4 separate regions of the Mus musculus genome follow, and regions 2, 3 and 4 are each linked to region 1. The links are chromatin loops, found by intact Hi-C in ENCODE. Cell type or tissue: left cerebral cortex. All regions are shown on one strand. Region 1 has its middle 120 kb from the start of Cpa6. Region 2 overlaps A830018L16Rik (RIKEN cDNA A830018L16 gene). Region 3 holds the start of Prex2 (phosphatidylinositol-3,4,5-trisphosphate-dependent Rac exchange factor 2). Region 4 overlaps A830018L16Rik (RIKEN cDNA A830018L16 gene).

Region 1 (8,000 bases):
TTGAAAGAGAGATAGTGAAAGAAATTAGGCATTACTATCTACTACATAGAGTTAGAAATTTCAGGGCAAGCTTAGCAAAATAAGTTTAGAATTCTTATTACAGTTATGTATGGCAGACTACATTATTTAATACAAGAAAGTCCCCCACAAAACCACTCAGAATAACAGCCGAGTCATTCCTATATGCAGGAATTTACATTGGTCTAAGAAGAAGGAGGGTTGTGGTTTAAGGAGGAACTACAGTATTACATTATTCATGAGCAAGAGCAGAGCCCCCTGGCACAAGCTTTCACAAGGCTCAGAAGAATAGCATAAATTGTGACTAGGGTGTGAAATCCTCACCTGGCTCCCTAGAGGCTGAGTTTAGAAAGGGCCACCTTTTATCTCAGTTGTAACCACTGCCTTCTTCCTGCTAGTCTTTATGTATGCATTTCTCTGTTTTGTGTCAAATCATTTGACTGTACCTTGGCTGATGTGTCACCTAACTTCTTTGTTTTCTTCTGTAGTATAAGTCTGATGCTCACTTTGAGAAATTACATTCAGATACAGCTCTCTTTCTGTGTCAGTGTCTGTTTGTCACTTTCGACAACTCCTTGCTCTGGTTCCCTTTGGGTTGAGGGACCGACTGAGTCAAATCTGTGCCTAGGTATATATGTTCTTCATATTCTTTTTTAGTTTCTTTTTTTGTCTTCTCCATTTGCTTCTTTATTCTCTCTGTATGCATTTGTTTTTTCTTCTTTTTTTTAATGGGTTATTTGCTTTCTAGGAAAATAGAGGAGAAAAAATATGGAATTAAATGAGTAAGGGCATGAGGAGGATATGAAAGGAGATGAGGGAGAAAAAAAACATGATCAGAAAATACTATGTCAAAATTTTTTTCAATAATTTTTTTCAATTTTATTTTAAAAAAAATTTACCTTTATTTTATGTTTGTTTTATTTTGTTTTGTTTTGTTTTTTCAAGACAGGGTTTCTCTGTGGGGCCCTGGCTATTCCGAAACTCAGTTTTTAGATTAGAATAGCCTCAAACTCAGAGATCTACCTTCTGCCTCCAAAGTGCTGTGATTAAAGACATGGACCCCTCCACACACAGCTGTCATTTCCTTTATTTCTTAAAGGTGATTGTCTAATGTATTTTGTCACACTGACAAAAACTGTCTAAAACAGGAGGTTAGGGCAGTTACATGTCATGGAATTATTAAAATGATTGAGTTATACACTGCATCCAAATGTTTAGCCTGGCATACAGTGGAAAAACCATACAGTGGAGGGATGTGACCAGTGCAGAGAAACACTGTTTGTGAAAAACTGTTGTTATATTCTAAAAGATAGCTTTTAAAATAATTGTAGCCAATATTTATCTGTTATTTCAACAACTTTATTTTGTTAATGGACTCTGTATGTCTTCACAGCACAACTTCTAAAAACCAAAAGATTAAAGGAACCTGTGAGGAAGTATAAACATATTCACGTATTCACAGAAATGGAAGAAAAGCAGGGACATGAGGCAAGGGACGGGAGGGAGATGCTAGGAAGTTTCTCGCACTGAAGACTCCACATGGAGTGGGGCACAAGGACAGCTTCAGTAAAGGGAGGGGTCTGGGGAAAGGCCATGTTACTTAGAGGTAAGGTCTTTGGAAAACACTTTCAGTAATAAACACAACAAAACAAAATGATTTTTCTACAAAAGTTTTCAGGAAAATTTCCTGTTTTACTTTGATTCTAGGCAATTATTTTTTTCAAAAGCATTTCAAGACTTCAATTGTGACCTCATGTGGGTTTAAGACCCCATTTTCCATCCTTCTGTAGTCCTGGAAATGCACCCTAAAGTCATAAAATCACAATGCGTCCAGATTATAATACCCTCAGGTTTAATAAAAGAAAAAGAAAAATGCCCTGGACATTTCCACATGTTCATGGATAGATCAAATGATTTCTCAAGAAAGTGTGACACACTTGACTTCCAACTAAAATAATAGATCACTTGAGGCAATAAGTCACTCTGAGAGAGAGGCCTGAAAAGTGAGCACCACAGACCAACCATCAACAGTGGGTTCTCATATAAACCACAAACCAACCATCAACAATAGACTCTCATACAGACAGGGATAAGAGCCGGTAAACATGAATGTTGTCCTTGTACTGTTAGCTTGTCATAACCTAAAATCATCTGAAGAAAGCTTCAGTCTAGTAATTGTCTCTTCTATTTGAGAATTTCATACATGCACAAAGTAAGCTTTGATCAACAGCTGTCCCCATTCCCCTCCTCTCGGATTATGTCTATCCATCCATCCATCCATCCATCCATCCATCCATCCATCTAATCACTCTTCCTATTCAACTTTATGTGGTATTTTAAAAACTCTCTGAGTTTATTTAGTGCTGCCTGTGTGTGCATGGGTGTAGGGCCATCTACTGGAGCACCAGAGTCTTTCAAGGACTGCATCCTCAAAGCAAACTGTCCCTCTCTCTTCTGGCCGCAATCAGTTGCCAATAGCTCTTCAGCTATGAATAGGATTACAGAACTTGTCCCAGACCTATGGTGGGAGTTTGTCTGCCTTGATTTTGTTCAGGTCATGTGCATATAGGCACAGCTCATGTAAATTCATATATGTACCAGCCTTCTCATGACAGCAAATATACTCTCCCTCTTATCAGATTGGCAGTGAGCATGCTTGTGAGGGATTGTGTTGATAATTGATTGATGTAGGAGGGCATAGCTGTTTGTCAATGGTACCATCCCCTTGGCAGGTGGTCTTAGGATATATAAAGATGTTAAATAAGCAAAAGCTGGAGTGAGCCAATAATAGTTCCTGACTGAATAAAGCATTGTCTTAATCCCTTAATACATTTTTTTTCACAAAATCAAATCTTCCACAAAAGTAATGATTTTCCAAATTAGCATGCTTTTCCCGTGGAATTCCAGCTTTTGAGGAGAATTGCAGTTTTATTAGTAGTTTAGGGCAAGCAGTCTGGAGCAAACCTTAAAGTCAGGCTCTCCAGCTCCTTGAAATCATAGACAAGAGACTTGACTTTTGTGTGTGCTGATATACTCATTTTTAAACAGGTTGCTGCTGCTGCATGCCAGCATCACACACACACACACACACACACACACACACACACACACACACACACACACACACACGATGTAATGTATGTCTAGTTCAGAGAGCTGCATGTGTTCACTGCTGTTATGTGAGATGCACCTTAGCCTCTCTGAGTTCTCATGTTCCGGGGAGAGCCTAAATATCATCATTCCTAATTCTGAACTGAAATTTCATGCTCACATTTGACCTCTGACTTGTAGAGTGTGTACTCTCTAACAGCACTGGCTGAATTAATGGATGGAAGAAAGGAATTATGGGTGAAAAATCGAGTGTTATACTGTTTTTAACAGAATGATGTATTCCCACAATGAAATGAACAAACTGAATTTTAAGCTCTGTGACCCTGGTGTGTCATTTACACTCAGAAATCAAATCAATCCATTTCACTGGGGGCAGAGGGAGACGGAGGCAGCTGGTGTGATCAGGGCCCACGTACTCAGTGTTCTGAAACCATGCCTGGGAAGCACTGTGCTGTAACTTTAATTAACAATGACCAATTCTAGAAACCTGGCTTCATTCTTTAGGGATGTAGAGTACAAAGCCTAGTGAGTCTGAAATACATCCCTGTTCAACGGAGTGAAGACAGTGAAATTTACTTCTTTTGATTTGTAAGAAACACTTTCAATCTATAATCAGCTCCATTATTCTTCACCCCAAGTGGAAACCCACAGATTCATGCAAGCACTATGTGTGGAGAGTCTTTTTAAACTTTAAAACAAAATGTAGAACTGTCTGTTATCTTTTAAAAAATCTAAGCTGCAATGAGATATTCAATTTGTTTTCTGAAACTAATCCGTACTCCAGGCAACCAGCCATAAAGCTTGCTATACACTGCCCTCCAGTGGACTTCTATCACATGTAAGCTTGACAAGTTACTGGACATAACCTGTATGTAAGCTTGCTTTTTCTTTTTTTTTTTTTCAATTTTTTATTAGATATTTTCTTCATTTACATTTCAAATGCTATCCTGAAAGTCCCCTATACCTTCGGCGCTCCCTGCTCTCCTACCCACCCACTCCCACTTCTTGGCCCTGGCATTCTTCTGTATTGGGGCACATAAAGTTTGCAAGACCAAGGGGCCAATCTTCCCAATGATGGCCGACTAGGTCATCTTCTGCTACATATGCAGCTAGAGACATGAACTCCGGGGTACTGGTTAGTTCATATTGTTGTTCCACCTATAGGGTTGCAGACCCCTTCAGCTCCTTGGGTACTTTCTCTAGCTCCTCTATTGGGGGCCCTGTGTTCCATCCTATAGATGACTGTGAGCATCCACTTCTGTATTTGCCAGGCACTGGCATAGCCTCACACGAGACAACTTTATGAGGGTCCTTTCAGCAAAATCTTGCTGGAATATGCAATAGTGTCTGCGTTTGGTGGCTGATTATGAGATGGATCCCCAGGTAGGGTAGTCTCGGGATGGTCCATCCTTTTGTCTTAGCTCCAAACTTTGTCTCTGTAACTCCTTCCATGGGTATTTTGTTCCCTATTCTAAGGAGGAATGAAGTATTTATAATAGCCAGAAGCTGGAAAGGACCCAGATGTCCCTCAACAGAGGAATGGATACAGAAAATGTGGTGCATTTACACAATGGAGTACTACTTAGTATTAAAAACAATGAATTTATGAAATTCTTAGGCAAATGGATGGATCTGGAGGATATCATCTTGAGTGAGGTAACCCAATCACAAAAGAAGTCACTTGATATGCACTCACTGATAAGTGGATATTAGCCTAGAAACTTAGAATACCCAAGATACAATTTGCAAAACACAAGAAAATCAAGAAGAAGAAGGAAGACCAACATGTGGATACTTCATTCCTCCTTAGAAAGGGAACAAAATACCCATGGAAGGAGTTACAGAGACAAAGTTTGGAGCTAAGATTTAAGGTTTCTTATAGACAAGAAGCCCTATGCTTAACATAAACTTTAAAAGTCCAAAAACAAATACTAAATGACAATCATCATTGCTTTTCTCCTGAACAACCTTGCACTTAATCCTCCAAATTTCAAGGTGAAAAACAAAAAAGGAAGACCAAAGTGTGGATGCTTCAGTCCTACTTAGAAGGGGTAACAAAATAATCACAGGAATTAGAGGGAGGGAGGGTTCTGGGAGGGAGAGGGGAGGTGGAGGGAAAAAGGTATCAGGATCAGGTGTGGGAGGAGATGGGGAGAAGTACAGAGGTCAGGAAATTGAATGGAGGTGTGTAGCAGTGGGGGCTGGGAAACTGGAGGTAGCCACTAGAAAGTCTCAGATGTCAAAAAAGCAAGAGGCTCCCAGGACCCAACAGGGATGACATTAGCTGAAATACCCAACAAAGGGAAGATAGAACCTGTAGAGACCATATCCAGAGGTTAGGCAAGGCCCCAGGTTGAGGGTTATGGCCACTCAAATGTACTAACCCAGAATTGCTCCTGTCTAAAGGAAATGCAGGGACAAAGAATGGATAGAGACTGAAGGAAAGGCCATCCAGAGACTGCCCAACTTAGGAATCCATCCCATATGCAGACAACAAACCCAGACACTATTGGTGATGCCAAGAAGTGCTTGCTGATAGGAGCCTGGTATAGCTGCCTCCTTAGAGGCTCTGCCGGAGCCTGACAAATTCAGAGGTGGATGCTCACAGCCAACTATCAGCCTGAGCATGGGGATCCCAATGGAGGAGTTGAGAGAAGGACAACAATATCAACCATCTAGACCCCCCTCCCCCACAGGTCCCAGGCACTAAACCACCAGCCAAAGATTACAAATAGGGGGACCCATGGCTGGATCCAGCTGGATATGTAACATCCTTATCTGGCATCAATGGGAGGGAAGGCCCTTGGTCCTGTGGAGGCTTGATGCTACAGTGTAGGGGAAAGCTAGGGTGAGTGAGGCAGGAGTGGGGGAGGGGGGCACCTTAATAGAAGCAAGGGCAAGGGGGATGGGATAGGAGGTTTGCAGAGGAGAAACTCGGAAGGGAGGATAACATTTGAAATGTAAATAAATAAAATAACCAATAGGAATATCTTTTTAAACAACCCAACCTTGCTTATTGCCCCCTGGGATCTGCTCTCCTGCAGAGGCTTGTCATGTACTGGGGTGTTTCAGCTTAGGTCTCCCTCATCCATGGACCCAGAGCCTCCTAACACTTCTAACAACATTAACTTTGGTGTGAGAGAGGAATGACTTTGACTGGCCCTAACTTTCTTATCATCCCAAACAGCTTTTTAAAATGCTGTCCTGACACTCCTTTGTAAAACAATGTCAGCTATTTATTCCCGTTTGACAACAAAAGTCACAGATCAGTGGTGAAGTTTACAGTAAAATCTTATTTCTTCTGACACCTGGATGAATGAGGTTCTGGTATCAGAAAAAAAATGTCTTCAAACACAGCGATTGAGAAAGAGAAACAGTTTAAGGAGTACCCCAGGTGGCTGGGGGCTCCTCCAGGGGGAAGTTCTTTTCCATTTTTCCTTAACAGAGTTCATAAAACCAACTTTCTATTAGGAATTAGTAATTTAATACAGGAACATTCTTGGGACAGGATTTTCCAATGATCACTAAGTGGAAAGGACTGCCATAGGTAACCAGTTAGATGGAAAATAACACGGCCAAAAGAACATTTCTGGAAAAAAATATTTTATACTTTAAAATAACCATAACTGAATTGAAACTCAATAAAAATTTCCCAGATCTAGGCATAAAAATATCGAACTATTCAAAAGAATTGGCCTCTTTCCAGGTGGCAAAGGCAATTGTAAATGTAGATTTTTAAACTAGTGCTCTAGTGGAGATTTGCTGCTAAATTATTTGAATTATTTGAAATAATATAGAACTTTGAGGCATGCTCTGTGAGTTTCTTTCATACATTCTTGATTTGGCTTGCTTATTAAAGTATCCCCCCCAATACTCACAGGCATGACTACAGAAAAAGTTTAACTTGGGATGATAATCTGAATTTCCTCTCAAGTAGCTACAACCAAATTTGGAGATAAAACTCTTTACAGATTAACAAACTAAACTGATTAAGAGGAGTTCCTGAGGTGATTGAGTGGCATTTGACTTTACTATAATCTGTATGCATTCAGAATACATTTACTAACTCTTTGCTCCAAACATATTTATTGATGAGACTAGAGAGATGGCTCTATGGTTGAGTGCTGACTGCTCTTACATAGGACCAGAGTTCAGTTCCCAGGACTCCCTTCCAGTAGATCACAAAGGCCAATAACTCTAGCTTGAGATGATCTGGTGCTCTCTTCTGGTTTTCACTGGAAATTACACATACACACACACACACACACACATACACACACACACACACACACACAACGTATCCACATAGACACACTAGCATTCAAATAGTTTGGAAAAAATTTAAATCACCCTTTAAAAATATTATGGACTGGAGAGATGGCTCAGCAATTAAGAGCACTGGCTGCTTGCTCTTCCAGAGGACCTAAGTTCAACTACCAGCAACCACATAGTGGTTCACAACCACCTTTAATGGTTGTGATGCCCTCTTCTGGTGTGTCTGAAGACAGCTACTGTGTACTCATATAAATGTAATAATAAATAAATCTTTAAAAATATTAATTGACTGCTTATTATATGCCAAGACACTTATTATATAGAAGATTCAAACATGAATACGATTAAGTTCTGTTAATCAGCAATGCAATGTACATAGATGACTGTGATGTGTATTATAACAGCAGCATGTGGAGATTGCAGAATTGTAACTGTAGGGAAGCTTCGTGGAAGCAGCATTATTTGTATTTTAAAGGATAAGCAAGTATATTGAATACACATGATATAGAGAGGATTGCTTTAACACAGATGCAGCTAAGCACTAAAAATCTGGCTTTAAGAAAAAACGTAAATGGTCCTCTCTGGTCTAAGCACCA
Region 2 (8,000 bases), 620 kb before region 1:
CCCAGATTGCCCCTTCTCTACCCCTGAAGACTGGGGTTCCATGGCTTCCCACAAACAGACGCTCACCTAGGCAGCATAGAGAGCTCAAGGCAGTCCCCTGCATCTGCCTGCCCAGAGCACCAAAGCTCTGGTAGGACATGGGTTCTCTCCCAAGCCCTTTATTTCCCCCCTGCCCACTAGAGAATGTGACCACCAGAAAGACAGCACGCAGCCTTGGGCTTTGTTATGGTAATAACAAATATCCTGCTTCTAATCTAAATTTGAAAACTTTTAAGACAGGACTCAGGTTGACTTCCTGTTTCAAGTCACTATGAGATGATCTCTCTCTCATTCTTTCACAGATTATAAAAATATTTCCCTTTCTTTGATTTTCTTCAGTAATGAACAAAAAAAAAAATCTGTGTGAACACTCAACTAATTTGATCCATATATATGGGCTCTTAGTTTGCTGGTTATGTGACCATATTCTGTGTCAATTTGAGCAAAATATGTTATAGTGTGCATATAACTGATGTCTAAAATCAGTTGACATTGGTTAAAGTACATTACCATTGACAATGCAAATAGGTCTCATCCAAATAATCAAAAGGCCAAATAAAAAACCAGCACCTAACCTTTGATGAATAAAGTGTGTCTTCAGGGTTCAACTCTAGCATCCACCCGAGTCTCCAGTCTACTGGCTTGGGCTTCAGTCTTCAGACTTGCCAGAACCCAAGATCACAGGAAGCAACTTCTTATACTAGATCACTGTAGGCTATGTTTTCTTGAAAAAGCCTTGATACAGACTACAAGTATCCTCAAAGGCGACTGCCATCTCTAATTTATTAGTAGTAAGCTGAGTTGAAAAACTGTAATATATGACTTCACAGGAAGTTCCTTAGGTTCAAAACTGGTGTGTTGGAGAAGACACATGCCTGTAATATCAAATCTTAATTTAAAGTTGGGGGTGTAGCTCTAGAATAGAACATTTATCTTGCATAATCAAGGTCTTAGGTTCCAAGACAGTACCACCCTTAATGGGAGGGGGGAGGGGTAATAATTCTCGTATATACAAACAAAGCAAGGGGGAAATGACAGGGATCAAAAAGACTGAAAGAATTTGCTCATTTTTAATGCATTCTCCCTGGCTTCATCTCCATTTACAACCCTTCTCATATGTATCCACCACTTGAGAATGTGCTATTACATACAATGTCTTTTAGAAGCCTACTTCTTCTTGACTATTTTATGATCATTGCAAGTCAAGGAGTCACCTCCTCTTGTTTTTATTTGAAAGAAGTCATAGACTAAGCAGGTAATTTGCATAACCACTGAGACATTTCAAAGAGAAGGACCAATCCATAGTTCGGTACTCTCAGCAATGTCACCTTAAGTGATGTTAAGTGCTAACACAGTGAGAAGCCTGGTGGAGGGGGATGAACTTGAATTCATTCTTATTCTTTCATCTATACCATAACAAATATCCTTTAACAAATTGGAAATTATAAAACGAATACAGAAAAAAATATGTCCTAGTTTGCCTTCTATATTGGTAATAAACACCATTAACAAAAGAGGCTTGGGGAGAAAAGCCAATGTAGAAACTCAGGGAAGGAACCTGGAGACTGAAAGTGAAGCAAAGGCCACAAAGAAATGCTACTTACTGGATTGATTTCCCATCTTGTTCAGCTATCTTCCTTTTACAGTCCAGGCCTACCTATCTAGGGATGGTACCACCCACAGTGGAATGGTCCCTCTTACTCCAATCATTAGTAAAAAAAATACCCCCACAGTCACGCCACAGGCTAATCTGATGAAGGCAATTTCTTTGTTGATATTTCCTCTTCCCAGGTGATGTAAGCTCAAATCATGTTGTCAAAAACTAACAAACACAAACATTCAAATTTGAAGCAGATACATAAATATAGTAAAGTCATCTTTCTACTAGTAATGCCAAGAATTCCTTGAAGAGTAACTATGGCTGACCAAATCACCTACTTACATGTTGGAGGATTCTAGCACCTTAGTGAAGACATTCAATAAAGGGAGCAATCAGTGCAATTATGTAAGTCTAAGAACAATTTTCATCCAAATACTCTGCCCTTGAATGAGATTTTGATTCTAGTGTGAAAAAAACTGAGTATGTTTAAATAGATAAAAATTCACCAAGGTTTTTGGAAAGCAAATGGAAAATAAATTGCCACGTCTGCAAATGTGTGTGTGTACTTGTGTGTATGAGTATGTGTGTACATGTGTGTGCATGTGTGTACATGTGTGTACTCACACATATGTTTTACTCAGTCATACCTTCATATTTTTAATTTAAACCTCTTTAGCTGAACAAATATCTAAGTACATGATAAATACAGAAAAACAGCTGAGAAAGATAATTACCCATGTCCTTCACATTACAAAAATTAAAAAACAATTTGATAGTTCTTTCCAAAGGAAGCTTCAGTTTTATATACAAGGGATATCAAGTGTCATGGGGTTTAAAATATACTTATATGTTGTTGTCAGAATGTCTGCTCATGGGATTTCATCCTGAAGGGACCTTCTAGTTGGTGCAGTTTGCAGCACAAATCTGGACAACCCTTGGCAGCACAGACTCTGAAGCCTCTATTCATTTTAGGCCATCATGTAACTATTGTCCTCATCACTATGCCACAGACATGAAAAGGCAGGTATACCCAAGCCTGCATGCCATAGGCCTCAAATGAGACAAGAGAAAATGACCCAACCCTCCACACAGGGCAAGAGCAAACCACAGATAAAAACTGATAACACTGTGCACTGCCAAAGCACTAGCCCAGCTCAAAAAGAGGAGGAACTTCTGAAAGCCCACCAGGTGGCCATGGTCAGTTCTGAAAGCCCACCAGGTGGCCATGATCAGTGTGAAAACAAAAGGGCTATGCTATGATTAGTGTAAACAGAGTCCCTCATTATAGATGATACTATGAGTTCACATATTGTGACTCCTCCACATTTTTGTCTATTGGAAGAAACTGTTCCACTGTTCCTGTGAGCTGGAATCCACTTACATACTCTGTTTCTGGTGCTATTACATTAGGTCCAAGGGTAGTACTATCTCAAGGGACTGTGTTTGTCTGCATGTCTGTCTGTTTGATCTGCTGGCTTTGGATTTTTATAGTAAGTGGAGTCAGCTGGGTTGACAACATGATGCAGCACCAATGGGGAAATATGTGAATATGTGGGTGATAGTGAATGAGCAGAAGCAGAAACAGCAACACTGTCAGCAACATGGTGACTGAAGTATTCCAGGGAGTGGCTGTGGAGAGACAGGATGGACAACAGAGGGGACATAGATGACAAGGGACAGAAGAAGCATTGAGGGTGGTTAAGGTGAAAAGTAAGACTGAAGAAAGACAGAAGGCCATGAGGAGCCAATGACAGAAACTACACAGTCTGATGCCTAGAAGAGTTCCAGGGAGGGGCCAAAGCTGACAGCCTAATGGTCTCAGCACTTGAGGCCAAGTGCTGTAGCAGTGCAGCCAAGAGCTGTAATATTGGCAAGAGCAGTGCAAGTAGCAGGTGCTGGCTGCTGCTGCTGATATGCTGTTGCTGTATGGAGACAAAGATTGCATCAGCTGCTCCACGCTGTGTCATTGGCAACTGGAACCCAGACTACTGAAAACTAACCTGAGCAAGTACAGCTTATTGAGTTTGGCTTCTGGTATGCCTTTCTGCAAGTTTGCTTTGCCTGTGTAGGCTTGAATGGTTCTCTGTGTCCTGCTCTGAACTCTGCTATTGAGACATGGGAAGTGAGGGTATTAATATGTAACTTTTGCTTTCCTCGAACGGGTAGCATAGACCATACTGACATCCAGCTCAATTACATAAACCTGCATGTGCCTCTGGGATTAAAGACATGAGCAAGGCTTCCCTGAAGACACTACATCCTGAGCCATCCTAGAGGACCTGCTGCACTCAAAGCAGTTGTAAGAACATTGCCCCCACCCCTGCAAAGTCCAAGGACTGCTGTTAGGAGCCCAGTGGACTCTGGACCCATTACCCACCAAAATCCCTGTCCCCCAAATACCACTCCCCTTCTGCTCGGTCCTTTCTGCTGGGGCAAACTGCTAACTGGTCTGCTTCCCTGAAGATACCATATCCTGAGCCATCCTAGAAGATCTGCTGCACTCAGAGCACTTGACACTGTATACTGAGACATCTCAGAAGATCCTAAGCACTCAGAGCAGTTGTCTGCAAGCCAGTCTGCTCCCCTGAAGGTACCATATCCTGAGTTATCTCAGAAGATCCACTGCACTCAGAGCAGTGGAGTAACTGACACTATAGCCTGAGGCATCCCAGGAGATCTGCTGCACACAGGACAACTAAACAACTGATCACCAGCTGGTCTGCTCCCTGAAGTCACCACAGCTTGAAGGTATCCCAGGAGCTCCTCTGTACACAGGGAAACTTGGCAAAAGACACCATAGTCTGAAGAATTCCAAAGGACTCTGTGGCATGCAGGGCAACAGACCTGACAGACTGAGAGCCTTCCTGGAGTTCTGCTGCACACAGGAAAACAAAAATCATAGTCTGTAGATGCCCCTGGAGAACATCCTCACACACGACAATAGCTTGACTGCTCCACTGAAGACCCAACAGTCTGAAAGCATCCCATGAGATCTACTGCAACCAGGGCAACAGATAAGAGCCCCCAGTTTAAAGGCCCCGCAGGTGATCAGATACAGCCAGGGCTGCAGGCCTTCCACGAAACCTGAAGCAACTCAGGGACAAAAGAGGCAGACTCTAGACAGCATCACCCAGACCAGCAAACACCAGGGATAAACAGATGGTGAGATGAAAGCACAAGACCATAAGCAACAGAAGCCAATATATGCGGGCATCATCAGAACCCAGTTCTCCCACCACAGCAAGCCCTGAATATACTAACACACCAGAAAATCAGGAAGCTGACCTATCTCCTGAACATAATAGAATCCTTTAAGGAGGATATGAATAACTCACTGAAAGAAATACAGGAAAACACAGGTAAACAGGTTGAAGTCCTTAAAGAGCAAACAAATAAATTCCTTAAAGAAATACAGGAAAACACAATCAAACAGGTAAATCAAGCAGTCCTAGACCTAAAATGTGGAAGTAGAAACAATAAAGAAAACACAAATGGAGGCAAACTTGGAAATGGAAAACCTAGGGAAGAGGTCAGGAATTACAGATATAAGTATCACCAACAGAATACAAGAGATAGAAGAATCTTGGGTGTAGATGATACCATAGAAGAGATTGGCACAACTGTCAAAGAAAATTCAAAATGTAAAAAACTCCTAACCCAAAGCATCCAAAAAATTCAGGACACAATGAAAAGACCAAATTTTAGAATAATTGGTATAGGGGAAAACAAAGATTCCCAGCTCAAAGGACCTGAAAATGCCTATAACAAAATCATAGAAGAAAAATTTCCCAACCTAAAGAAAGAGATGGTCATAAAGGTATAAGAAGCCTACAGAACACCAAATAAATAGGACCAGAAAAGAAAAACCTCTCATCACATAATAATCAAAACACTAAATGCACAGAGCAAGGAAAAAATATTAAAAGCTGCAAGGAAAAAGGGCCAAGTAACATAGAAAGTTAGACCTATCAGAATTACACAAGACTTCTCAATAGAGACTATGAAAGCCAGAAGAGCCTGGTCAGAGGTCAAGAAGACTCAAAGAGAACACAAAGGCCAGCCCAGGCTACTATACCCAGCAAAACTCTAAATCAACATAGCTAGAGAAACAAAATACTCCAGGACAAAACCAAATTCAAACAGTATTATCTACTAACCCAACCCTATAGAGGATCCTAGAAGGAAAACTCCAATACAAGAAAGGTACCTACATCAAAGAAAGGACAAGATATTAAGCACCTCACAACAAAGCCAAAAGGAGAGAACCACAAGCACATAAAGCCACCTACAAAAACAAACGTATCAGGAATCAACAGTCATCTGTCTTTAATAAGCCTCAATATTAATAGACTGAACTCACCTATAAAAAGACATAATCTAACAGACTCAATACACAAACAAGATTCAAAAATTTGCTGCATACAAGAAACACACCTCAACAACAAAGACAGACACTATCTCAGAGTAAAAGGATGGAAAAAAGTCTTCCAAGCAAATGGTCCCAGGAAATAAACTGGAGTTGTCATCCTAATACATAATAAAATAGACTTTGAGCCAAAAGTTATCAAGTGTGATGAGGAAGAACACTTCATATTCATCAAAGGGAAAATTCACCAAGAGAAAGTCTCAATTCTGAACATCTATGCCCCAAATACAAAAAAATACAAGGACAGCCACATTCATAAAAGAAACCTTACTAAAGCTTAAAACATACACTGAACCCCACACAATAATAGTGGGAAACTTCAACACCCCACTCTCACCAATGTATAGGTCATTGAAACAGAAACTCAACAGAGACACAGTGAAACTAATAGAGGTTGTAAACCAAATGGATTTAACAGATATCTATAGAACATTTCACCCTTAAAAACAAAAGAGTATATCTTCTTCTCAGCACCTCATGGTACCTTCTCCAAAATCGACTATATATATAATTGGTCGCAAAATGACCCTCACCCAATACAAAAAGATTGAAATAATCCCATGAATCCTTATCAGATCACCATGGCCTAAGGCTGATCTTCAATAACAGCAAAAACAACAGAAAGCCCATATATGCATGGAAACTGAAAAACTCTCTACTCAGTGATAACTTGGTCAGGGAAAAAATAAAGAAATTAAAGACTTCCTGGAATTTAATGAAAATATTGACACATCAAACCCAAATTTATTGGACACAATGAAAGCAGTGCTGAGAGGAAAATTCATAGAACTAAGTGCCCTATTAAAGAAACTGGAGAGGTCTTACTCTAGCAACTTAACAGCACACCCAAGAGCTCTAGAACAAAAAGAAGCAAACCCACCCAAGAGGAGTAGAGGGCACGATATAGTCAAACTCAAGGGTGAAATCAACCAAATAGAAACAAAGAGAACAATACAAAGAATGAACAAAACCAAAAGCTGATTCTTTGAGAGAATCAACAAGATAGATAAACCCTTAATCAAACTAACTAAAAGGCCCAGAAGCAGTATCCAAATTAACAAAATCAGAAATAAAAAGGGAGACATAAGAAATCATCAGATCCTACTATAAAAGCCTATGCTCAACAAAACTGGAAAAATCTCGATGAAATGGATGGTTTTCTAGACAAATACCACATACCAAAGTTGAATCAAGGGCACGTAAACTATCTAAACAGGCCCATATCACACAAGGAAATAGAAAAAGTCATTGAAAAACCTCCCAATGAAAAAATAAATTAATTAATTAATTTTTTTAAAAAGCCCAGAGCAAGTGAATTTAGTACAGAATTCTGCCAAACCTTTAAATAAGACTTGATACCAATATTTCTCAAACTATTCTATAAAATAGAAACAGAAGGAACACTACCTAATTCATTCTATGAAGCCACAATTACTCTAATTACCTAAACCACACAAGGATGCAACCACAAAAAGAGAACTTCAGAACAATCTCGCTTATGAATATTGATGCAAAGTACTCAATAAAATTCTTGCAAACCAAATCCTAGAGCACATCAAAACCATCACTCATCACAATCAAGTAGACTTCATCCCAGGGATGCAAGGTTGGCTAAATATACAAAAATCTATTAATGTAAGCCATATGTAAACAAACTCAAAGAAAAAATCACATGACCATCTCCTTAGATGCAGAAAAGGCATTTGAGAAAATACAACACCCCTTCATGTTAAAAGTATTGAAGAGATCAGGAATTCAAGGCTCATACCTAAGCATAATAAAAGCAATTTATGGCAAACCAACAGACAATATCAAATTAAAAGGTACTTGAAGCAATACTTGAAGCAATCCCACTAAAATCAGGGAGAAGACAAGAATGACCACTCTCCCCATATCTATTCAATATAGTACTCAAAGTGTTACCTAGAACAATAA
Region 3 (8,000 bases), 160 kb before region 1:
CTACATGAACACATACAATAATCCTACCTATCACTGGTTACCAGGGTATTCTCCCAGCACGTGAACCTCAAAGAACGTGGCCCCCAAGCGTGGGTAAAATGAATTTGAGAATCCAGCTTGTGTGTTATGCATCTCCTGAGACCTGAGATGTTGTTCTTCCTGACACAGCCAAGTGAATTTCTACAGGGTGGCTGCTAGCACAAACTTTACAGACTGAAGGAAACTGAAGGAGGAAGTTCGGAGTTTGAAACATTTCCCTTCCAACCTGGGGCTGGGGGCAGGATAGAACACTGGGATGAAGGAGAAAGTGGCCGGAGGATCTGGGTGGGGTTTTAACTCTTTTTCTGAAGGCCGCTCTCAAATATATCAGGATGGACAGGAACTGGCTGTAAATTCTTTGTATTTTCCGCAATGAGGAAAATTCCATCCTTAGGTGATGTCTCAGGAGTTCATTTTCCCACAGTTTTTCCTCTTCTGCTCTGAGACTGAATGAAATGATTTGGGGGCAGAATTCCAGTGAGTCAAACTGGGACCTGGAAACAGCTCCTGCCCAGTCTGTGAAACCCTGAAATTGTCGACTCGAGGTGAGTTTCATGATACCATTTTCAAGTGGTCGGCGTGCACAGGAGACTAGGACCCAAGTGGAGGGCAGATTTAAATCAGGAGAAAGAAGATTGTAGAGCTGTGAGGGAGGCGCACACATGTGGCTTTAATATGCAACAGCTGCCAGGGATGGTGACCCCGCTGCTCTTGCTCCTTCGCCTCCACCCTCAGAATCCAACGTTTCAATGATTATACCTAAAGGGACTTCACTGCTGTTGATCTAATAACCGACTCCGGCTACACAACATTCAAGGACTTTTAAAACACTGCATGTACCTGAAGGTAGCAAATTGAGACACAAAATCAAAACAAAATATGAGCCGAAAGAAAGAGGATAAGGAAAATGACACAATGAAATTTGCCCTGGGAGATGGATAAAGAAAATTAAGCGCAGATGGAACAGGCAGAATGGCCACTGGTTAACTTCTCCCACGCGAGTTCTTCAAGGCCTTGGCCACTCTGCACCCGTTCATCTACAGGTCTGTCCCCCGAGTCCCCGCGGTCCCCGCGTCACCTTTACGGATGCCGGGTGCTGGCGCAGACAATGCTCCAGACTTGGTGCCGTGCGCGGGGCCGGCTACTCACCGACACCAGGAACTCCAGCGTGCCCACGTAGTCGCGCTCGGTCTTCTGCAGCTCGCTGAGCACGCACACGCGCAGGCGAAGCTGCTTGTCTACTTCCCTGGCGCTTTCGTCGCTCATGGTGGCCGGCGGGGCGCGGAGCTGGGGGCAAGTGCGCTGCCCCGCGCCTGCTGCCGCCACTGCCGCCACTGCCGCCAGCAAAGTTGCCGCCTCTGCCGAGTCCCAGCCGGAACGCGTAGCTTCACATGCTGGCCGGAGGCCGGGGTGTGGGCAGAGGACTGTGCTCGGGCTGCGGTGCGAGCGCGGGACGCGCGGGACGCGCTGGACTCAGAACGGGACAGTCCCCGGAGAGCGGGAACCCAGCCCGGCCCGCTGCTCCGGCCTCACGCGGCTCCAGCCCGAGGGGAGGCGGCTCCAGCCACAGCGGTGACTTGGACATCAATCAAATGCTTTCAATCCATGTGACTCCGACCCTTTACCCTTAGCCAAATCTCAGGAAAAAGGAAACACAACCCTGGGGAAGTGTATCCTGCCAGCTAACTAAACACACACACACACACACACACACACACACACACAGGATGGAACTAATCCGAGGTTCCCAAACCTAGAAGGACACTTGTGAGGGCTGCTCTTGGGAATCCCGCCCACTGTTTAGCTTTAATGTGTTTTGCACCAAGTCTGAAAGCAAAGAAACAAGTCCCCGCGGTTACATAACTGCTTGGGAACAAAACAACCACACCACTGACCCTCCCGCGTTTGACAAGGAACACATTGATTTTGAGTTTTCGTCTACTACGAAACAGGTTCGGTTTATAGAAAAAAACAGCAAACAATGTTATTTCACAGGCAGACAACCTCTGTCAAAGCTTGAAATGTCAATTAGTGTGATAAATGAGGACATCAGAGCAAAGTAGCAGCCCTTACCTATGCACTGATTCACATAGAATAAGCATCACCCTGGCTGAGTACTTTGTAACACCGGGTGTATCTAAATTTTTTAAGTCTCACTGTAGTATTTCACTATCAGTTTAAATTCAAGAATATTTGTTCTCAGCTGTTTCCAAGAATTGTAATTTTAAAAAGATACAAATGTTGGATGAGGATGCATAGTAGGTGATTGACAGATGATACCTGAAAGACAGGTGGATGATAGCTGATTGACAGAGGACACACAGAAGCTAGTTATGCTTCAGTTTTGAAATGGAATGGCCAACGCATTTGATTTTAATGTTTAAGTTTATTGAATTCTCCCTTGGGACCAGAACCAAAACCTATAAATCTAACAAACCAAGTGATCCATTTGCATTTCCATCTAGATATTATCAACACATACTTTCAGAGCCATTTTTTCTACTTTACATAGTGTACAGCTAATGACATTTAAATAAATGGAAGTCGCACTCCTGAGGCAAGGAAGAGGCGGCCAAACTTGTTCCAAGATTCAGCAACCTGAGATAAACTAAAGATGTTTCCCTCGTTATTTACACTAAAGTTATCTCCAGTTTCCCATAAGTCTTTTCAAAATATGATTGTGACTTCCATGAAACAAAAAGGAATCTCGTACCTTCTTCTCATATTAAAGATTCAATATTTGAATAATATGAATGACGCTGATGGGAAAGGTAGCTTTTCTGTTTCCCTTGCATCTGGCTATTTAGAGGCAGCCAGGAGCAAAGGGCAAATAGTGTGGACAGCTTCACACAATAGCAGAAGAACAAAGGACGCAAAAGACAGACCTCACAGAGCCTGGTAAACAATAAACAAAAGAAACCAGAAAGCAGAGGAAATACACCCAACAGCTAGTGGGAATCAACCTCTCTGTGTTCCACAGGTAGTAGTGAATGAATGCACTTTTTGCCCCCAAGAGAAAAAAATGATATAAACAAGACAGAGTTCCATCTAGTGCTCTGAATGAAATAGAATGTTTTCTCTTGCCATTTGTTCCCAGTTAGAAAGCCACATTTCTATCAAGCCATTTTGTCTATGTATAGACCTCTAGAGCAAGCATCTTACACTTGAAGAAAAACGTACTTGAGTCTTAGTCATCATTGAGGCTTTACCTATCCAGAAACTTTGGCTGTGTTCTACAAGATGCCTGGGAGACCAGTATGAAAACCATGAAGTGCTAGGATCCGAGGATCATGTAGACCATGAGTGCTAGGAAAATATTTCAGAACACAGGTCATAGGTCACTGCACTGCAGTTACTGGAGGTCTCCTCAAAACGAATATCCCTTCCCCTACCCTCCATGATTTTTTTCTTTAATTATCTCAAACATTATACCCTATATTCTTTCAACAGGGTCCTCAGATTCTTAGACTCCCTAACATTTGAAGTCCACCCTCTAAAGACTTACAATTGAGTTAGGGACAGAGTCAGGTACTTAAATAATTCCATTAAAAGACACACTTCAATAATTGTTTTGGGAAGAAAAAAGCAAGTGGAAGCTATCAGAAAGATATTCATTTTAATTGTGTGAAATTCTTATTTCTCTCAGAAGTGTCCATGGAGAAATTATTATGCTGTTTGTGGTCTCTGCCCTCTTTTCTCCTCCTCCATCTTTGCCTCAGTATCATTTGTAATTAATGAACAACTCCAGGACACCTTGTAGCTCACTCTGCCAAGTCCTCTCTAAGAGAGGACTCTCACAGAGACCTCTGCAGCCCTGGCTGAAGTCCGTAACTTCTCATCAAAGACTTAAGAGCATAAGAAAACAGGCCTAGAATATCTGGAAACTTTCACTTTGATGGTAAATAAGGTCTTTCACAGGCTCTGAATGTGTTGTGTCCCTTCCCACTTCCTCTATTGAAACCTCAGGCTGTGCCTGCCAGGAAAAGGAAGGCAACAAGCAAGATGATGGACAAGAGCCAGGGTTTTTTTTTTTTTTCCTTGAAATACTAATGAGGTTAAAGCCTCCAATAAAAAAGCGATGGGGGGTGGGGGGAGAAGAAGATAGAAATGGCTGAGTTCTGGACTAGCTCAGCCATTAAATTTATTTCGGGTGCATGAACTTGGTTGGTGCAGTTGGAGTGGATTCTAAGGTTCAAAAGGCCCAAGGGCAGAGCACAGTGAGCTTCCTTTGGTTTAGCCCAGAGAAGGACTACTCTGGCCTGAAAGGCTGGAGAGTGCAAGGCTGTCTCTTAGCAGGAAAAGAGCTCTCCACTTGCCTTTCAGAGACCAATCATATTTGTGTCTTGGACATATCAATGCCACTATCAGCTCAGGGAAAGTCACAGATCAAGTCTGGATGCCAGTTCAGTAAGAGCTTAAAAACAAAAGACAAGATTGCTTTACTGCATGACCATCTCATTTAATAGAAACTGGTCTTCGTTATCACCTTAAAGGCTGTAATCTCTAGAAGATGATTTCATGACACCTTGATAGACATAAACAGGCAGAATCATGGAATTACACTAATGTACATATAGAAGACCAGAGCAACAGGTGACTCCTTAGGCTATTTACAATGTAGGTTTCAGTTCATGCTTAATTCCCCAGTTGTTGCACGTCAATTTGTTTACAATTTAATCAGATCAAGTACAGCGAGTTATTGAGTAAGTCATTAGTTCTTTCTTACTTCATTAGTTCTATCTTACTCTTAGAAGGTGAATAGCTTAAATGGCAAACTATAGTACTTGGAAGTCACATTTTAATTACCGATGTGACGTTGTGGGACATAGAAAACAAATCAAAAGTTTGAATGGTACTTCAGTGAGAGGCTAGAGTTCTCTCCAGATGAACTTGATTAAGAACAAGCCACCCTGATAGCCCAATTCTAATGATGTCATGAGAAATCATGTTCTCATTATAAAAACTAAACTTATTAACATCCCAGTAAAACAACCAATGAGTCTAGTGTTAATCTCAGGAAAACACCTTCCCTGTGGTACCCATCTTCCGGCAGAGCCTTTGATTCCTTCCTCAGTATAGGTCTCTGTGACCTTACAGATCTTCAAACCATGCCATACTTCTCTCTTCCTACCTTGTCTTTAGTAGAGAAACTAACAAGGCCCAACATTAACACAGCTGCAACCACATGTCAGTAATGGAGACCACTACTTTGAAGGTCATTACACATAGGTGTGATCAAGGTAAGCCATTATCAGCGAGGCCTTTGCATTATAAAGCAGGAGGGATTGATTATAGGCGGGCCATGCCGAGTTCTTTATACACGAACTGATGAAAGCAGAATACCTTTCCAGGTGTTATTACAGTGGGAAATACAGCTATGGAGAAAGGACACAAGATGCAACAGTGCTGGCCTTACCGGCACATAAGTGTGCCCACAAGCCAAGGACCAGGCAGCCTCTAGGATCTAGGAGAAGCAAGGATCTTACAAAACCCAAGGGAACACAGCCTTGTTAAGACCTTGATTATAACCCAGTATAATTTACATTGTCCCTCTAGCACTAAGAACTGTATAAGGATAAATGTATGTTTAACCAATCACTGAGTTTATGCCAATGACTCATTTTCTTCATTCCTTTATTTTTCAATCTTTCTTCATTCCCTCTCATGTGGTCATTACTGCCATGCTGATCTTTAACTGTCACTAAGTGTTTCTGTTTCTACTAGTACTGAAGGAAGGCTGGTCATTCTCTGCATCATGTGACTTTTCCCCAGGCTTTTTACAGTGTTGACTGTCACTCATCAAGCCAAATTCTCTCTTGCTCCTCTGGGTTGTGGTTTGAATAGGACTGGCCCTCATAGGCTCATATGATTGAATGCATAGTCATGGGGAAATGATACTCCTTGAGAGAGATTTAAAAGTCTTACTCGCGTTCACGCGACCGGCCAGGAAAGACGCAACAAACCGGAATCTTCTGCGGCAAAACTTTATTGCTTACATCTTCAGGAGCCAGAGAGCAAGAGAGCAAGAGCTCTATTGCTTACATCTTTAGGAGCCAGAGCGCAAGAGCGCTAGAGTGCAAGAGCCAGAGCAAGAGAGAGAATGGCGAAACCCTGTCCCTTTTTAAGGAGAATTATTCTCCGCCTAGGACGTATTACTCCCTGATTGGCTGCAGCCCATCGGCCCAGTTGTCATCACGAGGAAGGCAGAGCACATGGGGTGGAAAACTACCCTTGGCACATGCGCAGATTATTTGTTTACCACTTAGAACACAGGATGTCAGCGCCATCTTGCAACGGCGAATGTGAGGGCGGCTCCCCACATAAAAGTAGCCTTATTGGAGTATTTGTGGCCTTCTTGGAAGTATGTGACACTGGGGGTGGCCTTTGAGGTTTCAAAAGCCCAAGCCAATCCCAGTGTCTCTCTTCCTCTTGCATGTGAATTTAGATGTAACAATGCTCCTCCAGCATCATGTCTGCCTACAAGCTGCCTTGATTTCTGCCATGTTGATAGTGGACTGAAACTATAAGCAAGCATCAATTGAATTGAAAGATCCTGGCAGAATGTAAAAGGACACAGAAGCCCTGAAATTGGCAAGATAGATGTCAGTGTTAGCAGAACTAGCTTCACTGATTTAGAAAAATAGAGGTGCACAATGCTCTGGCCACTCTTTGAACCTGTGTGTCTGCCAATGTTTTGACCATTCCTTGACCCATGTGTGTGCCCACTGGTGAAGCCCATTGCCAGGTGTTTGTGATATTGGTTGCTGGGGAAGAGTCAGAAAATCTCCCCAGCAACCACAGCCGAGCAATCCTGAGTTGCTACACCTGCACCAGACTCTTTCCTTGTACCCCTCCCATATCCATTTCTTGAGAATAGACGTTGTTTAGATCTGGAAATCCCCTACTCCCCCCCCCCTTCTCCTTCCAACCCTGGGCACCTATAAAAACTGGGACCTCTTTCCCCTCGAGGTGGACTCCTCTACCCCTGTGTGGGATATGAGTCGTCCCCAGAGCTCTGGCTTTCTCCGAATAAAGCCTCATGTGGTTTGCATCAAGCTCGGTCTATCGTGAGTTCTTGGGTGTCCGCTATTGTCCTGAGGCCTGAGCGAGGGGCTCCTTTTGGAGTCTTTCAGACTGTTCTCCTTTATAAGAGTAGCTTTGATCATGGTCTCTTCACAGTAACAGAACATTAAAAGTCCCTGCTTCTCTTTGATTCTCCAGTTCATCCATGCCAAGTTCTCCATGTTCCATTTCTAAAAGCTGATGTTCTCTAGAGTTTGCCCTTCCTCTAATTATTCTTCCCTGGCCATTCATCCTTTATCTCCTGGACAAAGGTTGCCCCACTGAGACTTAGTTGGTCCCTCCGTTGCCATCTTTCTCACACATGAGTATTGACTGGTTATCCCAGATGAGATTTGAGCCAGGAAGCCAGGAAGAAGAAGGTCAACTTTGAGTTGTTTCTGTATCAAGCTGATATGAGCATGTAAAGAACTGGTTCTATGGTCACAAAATTATACAAAATAAAGAGTATTTCATAGAATAGAATAGGATAGCCTTTTTCACTATTTTCAATTTAAAGGTAAGTGTCAACTCTAACCCACCACCTCTGACTACACCTCCTATCCCTCCTACTCAGCAATGTGTACCCAAGTCAGACTAGAATTCCAGACTAAAACACCAAGCTTCACAGTAAATTACAGCTCTCCTATATAATGGATTTCATAAGTCTATTGCAATTGCAGATCCACCAACAAGATGAACTACAGTTTTTGTCAATGTGACCAATAGTCTATCTAGATCCTGGCCTGCAATTACCAGTCAACAAACATTTGCTTGCTGAATACATGATACAGAGGATGGGATGGGAAAGGGCATTCACTGGGATGATTCTGTTCTCCCGGGGCTTCACCATCACACTTCTAAATAAGGATGAGTCTGGCTTTGCTTTCTGCTTCTCCATT
Region 4 (8,000 bases), 730 kb before region 1:
CAGAGCCAACACAGGGTTGCTGTTGGTATGAGAAGTTGTACTTTAAGGATTTAACACAGTAGTTATTCCACTGTATACATTTTAATGATTTATTTTGTACTTTTATTTATGAGTATGTGTGTTGGGAGCGTGCACATGTGAGTATAGGTGCCGGTGGAGGCCCGACTTTTGGGATCCTGTCATGAATGCTGGCAACTAAACTCTGGTCATGTAGAAAAGCAATATATGCATTTGTTTTTTCCCACTAAGTTATCTCTCTAGCCCCATCACCACCAGAATCTATACATATCTAATTTCCCCTACTGAGAAATTGTTTGTGGGACACCATCTGTGCTGGTTAATTAGTTTGTTTGTTTTTGTTAACTTGATATAAGAAAGGCCATCTGGGAAGAAGGTACCTCAATTGACAAAATGTGCCATAAGACTGGCCTGTGGGTAAGTCTGTGGGAAATTTTTTTTTGATTGATGATTAATGTGGGAGGGCCCAGGTCACCATGAACAGCACCATCCCAGTGTAAGCAGCTGTGAGTTGTATGAAAAGTAGGCTGGTTGAGTGGAGCGAGGCAGTAGGCAGTGTTCTCAATGGCTTCTGCATCAGTTCCTCCTCAAGGTTGATGGACTGCTGCTATCTCAAAGTATCAGTTCCTTTTGGTCATGTTTTCCACAGCAATACAATCAGGTAATTAGGACAACATCATAACTCTCCCTCAGTTCCTACACCATAGGAGCCAATGAGAATCATTACTATCATAAAATAACTGAAATAAAATATTTTGATGGTGAAAAGAGTTAGAAAATGTCATAAAATGTAGACTTTAAATATGATAAATAACTGTTAAATAAGCCACGGATAGCTACTTTTCCAGCTATTATTTACCAGCAGCTTAGTTAATATAAGTTTGCACAGTTAAGCAGTAGGAACACAGTTTCTGAGTGCTTCCGTTGCCCCCAGCCAGTGTTGAGCCCACTACAGAGGCTGCCAGCATGAACTCGGGAAGAGAAATTGCTTCAAGGTTTAAGATCTAGTTTCCTTTCTTGATGTGGAACCAAAGGAGATAAAACTGTAAGGTATTCCAAAAGTGTATCCCTTCCACTGGTAAGAGTTCAGATTGCAAAAACATAACATGGCACTTGTTAGGACTGCAGGCTGTAGAAGAAACATGCCCTACTCTCTACCCCACCCCTCCTCTGTGTCCCACCACTGCGCTGTTCCCCACCCCTGTTCTGTGTCCCACCTCTGCTCTGTGCCCACTCCTGCTCTGTGCCTCACCCCTGCTCTGTGCCCCTCTCTGTTCTATGCCCCACCCTTACTCTGTGCCCCACCCATTAGGTATGCAACCTTTAGTAAATTCACTAATCTCACTGCATGTAAGTGTCTCACCTACCAAACTTAGCACATCATTTCACAGTTTATTATAGAATGTTAAATGGGATGATGCAGATAATTGAGAGCATCCTCTGATACATACCAAATGAGGCAGGTGAAATGGCATAACCTGTGTGAAGTGCTGAACCAACATCTAACATAAAGCAGGCACTAACTACATAGCACATTACTATTTATTATGTTCATTAGCATGATCATGCATCTATGTAAATACTCATTGATGAAGGATTCAAGACCAGCATGGACAAGACAACAGATGTTCTGAAGCCTTTCCTGAAAGCTGTTGCAGTTGCTGTAAAGTCCATTTTTCTTGAGAACATCGAAGGCTCATTCTATGCTGTGTTGTTAATAACTCCAGTGAAGTTCTTCTGAGTGAAGGTTGCTCATGTTTCATGGCATATCTGGGTCTGTGCACATTTTTCTAAGAACTACTATGAAAATATTGATCTTACACATGGAACGACCAGTTCTTAAATCTGTAATAACAGCATGTAACCTAAAGTGAACACCTTGGCCACGTTTGCAGCACCATTCAGTCCTGTTGAATACATGCATTATTGTGCTGCCAATCACTACGCCAACTAAGTTTGTGAAGTGATATTTTCACAGTAAGGCAATACCTATACTCATTCAACAACCCCCCTTCTTCCCAGAACCTAGTCTTGAGAACTGCCCTTAAACTTCTGTGTCTATAAATATCGTTGCTAAATACCACACAGGGGAATCCATGTAATATTACCTTTTGTGACTGGTTTACTTCACTTAGCACAAGTGCCTACAAGTTCATTCATGCTGTGCATGTCACAATATATCATCCTTTTGATGGATGAATAATATTCCACACTATGTATCTATTTCCCCACTGATGACCACTTGGTCATCAATGTCCTGGTAAACAATGTCACTGTGAACACAGATATAGGAGCACCTCTCACTGAACTCTAAGATCCTGGTGCCCAGAATCTCTGTTAAAGGCATATTCTACTACATGATGATGAGTTTTGATGCAGTGTCAAGAGATAAAAATGATGAGTACCATGTCCTCACATAGGAGAGGTCAGAGGAAGGGACAAGCAGGTACCCAAGGCCCCTCACTGAGGAGCTAATGCCATTGAGTGGTGCCTTATGACACAGTCACTGAAACAGCATTGCCATGTGATATTGTGAAGTTTAATACTTGGCACATTGACTTTCAATGTCAATTTTGAAAATACATAAACATTAAAAGTACAGCATATGGTGAGCTTGTTTTTAATTAGTTGAATAACTGCCAAATTGTTTTCCATAGTGGCTGTTTTGTTTTATATTCCCACCCAAACTCTGGCATATGGTAATTATACTTTTAATTACTTAAAGAGCTGCATACTGTCTTCCATGGTTCCTGCCTTCATATTCTCACCAACAATGATGTACAGAGCCTCAAATTCTCCATGTCTCCACTGACACCAACACTTGCCACTTTCTGTCTGTTGTAGTAACTATGCTGGTGCTTTGGATGATGGTGGCACATGGCAGCTTTGCTTTGAGTTCTTCTAATGGACAGTGACATTCTGCATCTATTCACATCACTTGCCTGATTTTAACCTAGTTGACTGCTTTGTGTTATTAGACTTAGGGACTCTTTACATATATTGGAGGACACCATTGATCAGGGTGTGATTTTTTTTAAGTTTTCTCCATCCCCATAAACAGCCCCCTCACCCCATAACTACATTCCTTGTTATACAGTGTTTAAGGCTGTTTTTGAGAACACTATTGAATGCATGATACAGCAAAGGGTAAATGAGAGATGATCCTCTTAAGTCTGGGCAGGAGGCATGATGGGTCCCCAAACTGATGCTTTGCTTTCATCTTGTGGGTGGTGGTGACAGTGAGACACACAGTTTCCTTGTGTGGAGGAAAAGCACAGAAACTCGGTGCCACACTGTGGGAGGTCTATCATTTGGTGCCACACTGTGTGGGAGGTCCGTGCTTTCCTCATGTTCTATTCCCTTTGAAAGTTTTTTTCATACATATTTTTAATATTTCATACTTTCAATATTTAGCTGTGCTTATAAATTTGTTTTCAAGGGGAAATTCATGTCATTTTTAAAATAGTTGCCATCTAAATGAGGGACAATGAACCAGCATTTGTAAACAATTCCTTGCAGGAGCAGGACATGGTACATATTTCTGAAATGAAAGACTCAAGAGTCAGTCCCATGCTGATTGATATGGGTGGTTTCTTCTTTTCTGATGAAAAAATACAGATACACATAGTGTCTGATCAGAAGGCACATTTCCATGAAGTCACTGTGTGCTCTTAGGCATATTCAAGAATGACTTAGGAAGGCTAGACGGTCGGCCAGGAACATGAAAATAAACAGACTTTACCACCTAGAGGCATTGTCTTTTTGACCCCACTTACTCCTCTAGACTTTGGTGAGTACAGTGTAGCATCTGAACAGCAAAGCGGAAAATTAAGCATGAAGTACAGATGTGAGGCATAAGACCGAGAATGAATTCTAGCCTTGGGCATAGGTACGTAGTTTGGCAGGCCGCAGAAGTTCTAGGAAAAACTTCCAGGCAGATTCTGCCCGTTTCCTCTGCTGACTCATCTTAAGTAAAACATCCTAGCATCAGAGACTGAGAAAGCAGTTGATCTGGGTGCTTTTTCCAAGTGAAAAGTATAAAATGTGAGGGAGGCAAGAAAAGTAAGAGAAGCTAGAAGGGCCACAGCTTAGTTGCTAGAGGGCTTGAATGCCAGGATCCTAGCACACACAAACCAGCTTTAGTAATGCATATCTGCATTTCTAGGGCTAGGACTGTGGATGTGAGTGGATCAGAAAGCCAAGGTTTTACACAGCTTAATAGAGTGAGTTCAAAGCTATCCTGGCCTATGTGAACCTAGTATCAGTACAGACAGACAGACACACAGACAGACAGACAGTGAGATATGTATTTAGATTCCAGAAGGCATACCTGAACAGGACTGGTTTCTCAAAGTTTTGTAGTATTTCTTTTTTACGGGAAAGGATTTCTAATATATGTACACATACTATGTGTGTGAATGTACTTATGGGTGGAAAAGAAGGCATGGATTTGAAGGAGAGTGGAGAAGATTATATGGGAGGAATTCAAGGAAGCAAAGGAAAGGTAGAAACATTATGATTATATTAGAAATTCTTTCCCCTAAAAAAGAACTACTATAAAATTTTAAAAAATAATAAAATAAAAATAAAAAGTCTTGTATTTACAGGTGTCTGAACTTGGATCTTTTTTAGGTCAAGAAAATTCAAAACTGTGAGTTTTATGGCCACACGGGGGTGCTGCGGGACAGTGATGCTTCCGCGCGACTGGCAGAGGGTCTGGGTCTTCTTGAAAGCCTGGGATCCTCTACCCTCTCCTTGAACATCAAATATGAACGGCATCAAGATGAAAGTCATCAAGATTTTGTTCACTGACAAAAAATCTTTTTAAATATCTTTTCAAAAAGAAAAATTACTGTTTCCCTCAATTGAAATAAACATTGTAAATTTTCATGAAGTTTTCAGAAACAAGTATTAGATTAAGTGACTAAAATGAGCACTGTTGTGTAGATTTGTGGATTGGACTACCGTTCCCTGCCTCCTCGCCCAGTACTGAGAAGAAAGCGTGTGGGAAGGGATGTACATTGGAGGTGGAAGGCATCTGAGCACGTGTCAAGGCAGACCTAAGTCACTCTCGTGATATCCAAATCCATTTCAGTGAAGATACAACCAGTGCAGGGCTGGACCTGAACCAGTTGGTTGCCCACATGTGGATCCAGGTCCTCTATCTGAGCTGCCTTGCCTGGCTTCAGTGAGAGGATGGGGGTTGGGGAGGGGAGTGTTTGTTACATCAGAGGGGAAGGCTATCTCTTCTCAGAGAAGGGAAGGGGAGCTGTGTGAGGGCTACTGGGAGGAGGGGGCTGATATTGATATGTGAAGTAAATTGATAAATTAATTTAAAAGAGATTAATAAGAGAGAGGGGAGTCCTTGAGCTCATCAATAAAGTACAACAATTTCACCGTTACTCAGGAGGAGGGGAGGTGGGACAGTCAGTGAAAGCTCCACAAGTTCTTAGTTACAGGTCAGGTGTCCAGGTTGTATAGGGGAGCTTAGAGGGGAAAAAAGGCAGGGATCTGCAAGAGCAGGCCACAGTATTTAAGTTTTTGCAAATTGTGAACATTTTTCATGACCTAGGAAAGCAAGGAATGAGGGAGGAGAGAGGGAGGGAGAGAGAGAGAAGGAAGGGGAGGGGGAAGGAGAGGGAGAGGGGGGAAAGGGGGAGGGGGACTGGGAGAGGGAGAGGGAAGGAGAGAGGGGGAGAGGGAGGGAAGGGGAGAGGGAGAGAGGAAGAGAGGGAGAGAGGGAGGGAGAATGACAGACAGATGGAGGGAGGGAAGGAGGGAGAGAGAGAGAGTAGAAATGATGTACAAAGGTGGGAGAGTGCAGCTGGCTCTCCCTCCACTTGCTGTTCTCCATACATAGCTATTCAACTAGGTTTAAAACTAGGTTTAAAACACCATGATGGTTACTGACAGAAACCTTGTCAAAGAGTATATCCAGACTTTTGGGCTTTTTTTTTTTAAGCGACTCAGACATACATTTTAAAAATATCAAAGTTGTATTACTATTTGGTATGAACAATACCATTTGTACTTTTGTACTGTTCTTTGCTATTTTTACATGTAGTGATGTATATCGTCTCAATCTGTGCAGCCTTTTATCAATGATGGCTCTCTCCCTGTCATCCACTTCTAACTACATTTCTAATGCCAGATTTCTTCCATCCATAGGTGAAAATTGTAGTATATTAAATGAAGACAAGGATAGGAGAATTCAGCAGCTTTCAACTGTTCTCAGTATAAAAGAGGTTTATAGGATGCAAAGACCTCTTCTTCGGTAATATTTTGTTTTGGAAAATAAGGTATTTTTCATTGATATGTTGTTTTGAAAATGCAACAACTTTACTTAATACCATTTAAAAATAACAAACACATAAAATTTTATCTGTTTGAATTTCTCACATGGCAAATATTGCCAGATGGAATGTGCATGAAGTCAACGTCTTTAGTGACCTCTGCAATACTGATGAGCTATAAGGGTCCTTCGACTAAAAGACATTGAAAACTTAGATCCAGATGACTCACAAGCATGTTGTTTGAAACAGATCTGCTCTGTGAGCACCAACTGTACAAACATGTTTAATAGACAGTTCAAAATGAATTCACACAAAGAGAACTCTTCATAACAGCCCAACTGTTCCCAACTGTTTCCTGGTCACTGCAGTTTGAGTAGAAGCCAAATTTCACAACTCAGGAGTCACTGCCTGACTTCTGTGACTGCAGAGCCCCCAAGAGCGGTGAGTGCTACAGGTGTTACTGCGAGGATATATATCCAATCTATGTATCGCTGTTCACACTGCTCCCATTGGGGATATATATCTAATCTACATATCTCTGTTCACACTACTCCCATCACCCCGGCAGGCAACTGTCACAGTGCTTCAGACTAAACCAAGCAAACAAAAATCATTAATGAGGAAGGGTAGAGGTAAAAAATGTCAAGTTCCTTCCATATCGTTACCATCATGGTTAGCACCATCATCATCATCACTATGGTTACCACCATCAACATTGCCATCATCAGAATAGTCATCATTATCATCATCACCATTATCATCATCATTTTTCATTAAGAATTATCAAAGTGTTAACATATTATAACCAAATAAACTATCTTGGGACATTTTGTATGTTTCAGAAAAAATAATTGAGAGGTGGGTTCAAACTTAAGTCCTGCATTTAATCATTAGATACAGAGCTCAGCTTACCTTATCAAGTTCATCTGAAATCGCGATACCTGGGATTCAAAAGAGATTTACAAGATAGTTTTAGAAGCAATCCTTGATAACCTTGTGCTACAAACAACAACAATTCTAGAAATAAATCTAGTGTGTTACCTATTCAATGTTGTGAATTTTCATTGGTTCTTTAAAAAAAAATAAAGGTATGTCCATTCTACTTATGAAAGCATATTAGGAAATAAACTCAGTGGTGTCTGTCAGGACCTGCTGGCGCTGCACGCTAAAGGAGGGAAAAGCAGGTGTTTCCTGAGGTTCTCAGAGTCAAAGCCAACTTGCAAGACAATCATAGAGATGCCTGTCAACTCTGTCCACCCCCTCAGACACCTTTATTACTTTTGTTTTCCTTCATTCCTTCCCTCCTTCCTCTCTTCCTTCCTTTCTTTCTCCTTCCCTCTTTCCCTCCTTCCCTCCCTCCCTCCTTCCTTCCTTCCTTCCTTCCTTCCTTCCTTCCTTCCTTCCTTCCTTCCTTCCAACTTAAAATATTGTGGGTTTCTTCTACTTTTTGTGTCCTTCCCAGGAATTTTCTTGGGGAGAGTTCTTTCTTAAATACCAGGGCTCCTTGCTGAAACATGTTTACTTCACACTTAGTATAAGTCCTTTCTACTAACCCACACCATCATGTTTCCTTCTCTACAGAAAAAAATCTTGTTAGCATTTCAATCTCCCCCTTCCTGATCCACTGTTTTTTTTTTATTTTTTGTTTTTGTTTGTTTGTTTGTTTGTTTGTTTAATAAGCTATGATAC

What was found. Hi-C counts contacts between places; a loop is a spot of excess contacts. Peaks named below come from ENCODE experiments on the same cell type or tissue, not always from the same donor. Only the 100,000 strongest peaks of a DNase experiment are listed, where the experiment ranks them.
Region 2: it touches region 1 in a loop (2.6-fold over the local background); 3 of 42 quality-filtered maps call a loop at or near these places.
Region 3: it touches region 1 in a loop (2.7-fold over the local background); 7 of 42 quality-filtered maps call a loop at or near these places.
Region 4: it touches region 1 in a loop (6-fold over the local background); 14 of 42 quality-filtered maps call a loop at or near these places.

Annotation. Positions count from the first base shown.
Region 1 is chr1:10,831,792-10,839,791 of GRCm38, reverse strand. No RefSeq gene overlaps it. Among named protein-coding and RNA genes, the nearest start is that of Cpa6, 120 kb to the right of the region's middle. In left cerebral cortex, CTCF peaks have their summits at 2,421 (motif pointing left) and 3,955 (motif pointing left); DNase peaks (open chromatin) are centred at 2,406 and 3,929.
Region 2 is chr1:11,454,088-11,462,087 of GRCm38, reverse strand. The region is part of intron 1 of A830018L16Rik (RIKEN cDNA A830018L16 gene); the gene reads right to left. Among named protein-coding and RNA genes, the nearest start is that of A830018L16Rik, 44 kb to the right of the region's middle. In left cerebral cortex, no CTCF peak of the experiment used is centred here; a DNase peak (open chromatin) is centred at 3,606.
Region 3 is chr1:10,987,098-10,995,097 of GRCm38, reverse strand. Prex2 (phosphatidylinositol-3,4,5-trisphosphate-dependent Rac exchange factor 2) reads right to left here and starts at 1,633. Exons shown (of 40, transcript NM_029525.1): 1 at 1,189-1,633. The coding sequence starts at 1,305. In left cerebral cortex, no CTCF peak of the experiment used is centred here; DNase peaks (open chromatin) are centred at 1,251, 1,627, 1,816 and 3,959; H3K4me3 peaks cover 1,971 bases; H3K27ac peaks cover 2,214 bases.
Region 4 is chr1:11,562,215-11,570,214 of GRCm38, reverse strand. A830018L16Rik (RIKEN cDNA A830018L16 gene) reads right to left here. Exons shown (of 14, transcript NM_001160369.2): 5 at 7,224-7,252. Among named protein-coding and RNA genes, the nearest start is that of A830018L16Rik, 150 kb to the right of the region's middle. In left cerebral cortex, a CTCF peak has its summit at 4,685 (motif pointing right); DNase peaks (open chromatin) are centred at 3,287, 3,985, 4,700 and 5,047; H3K27ac peaks cover 273 bases.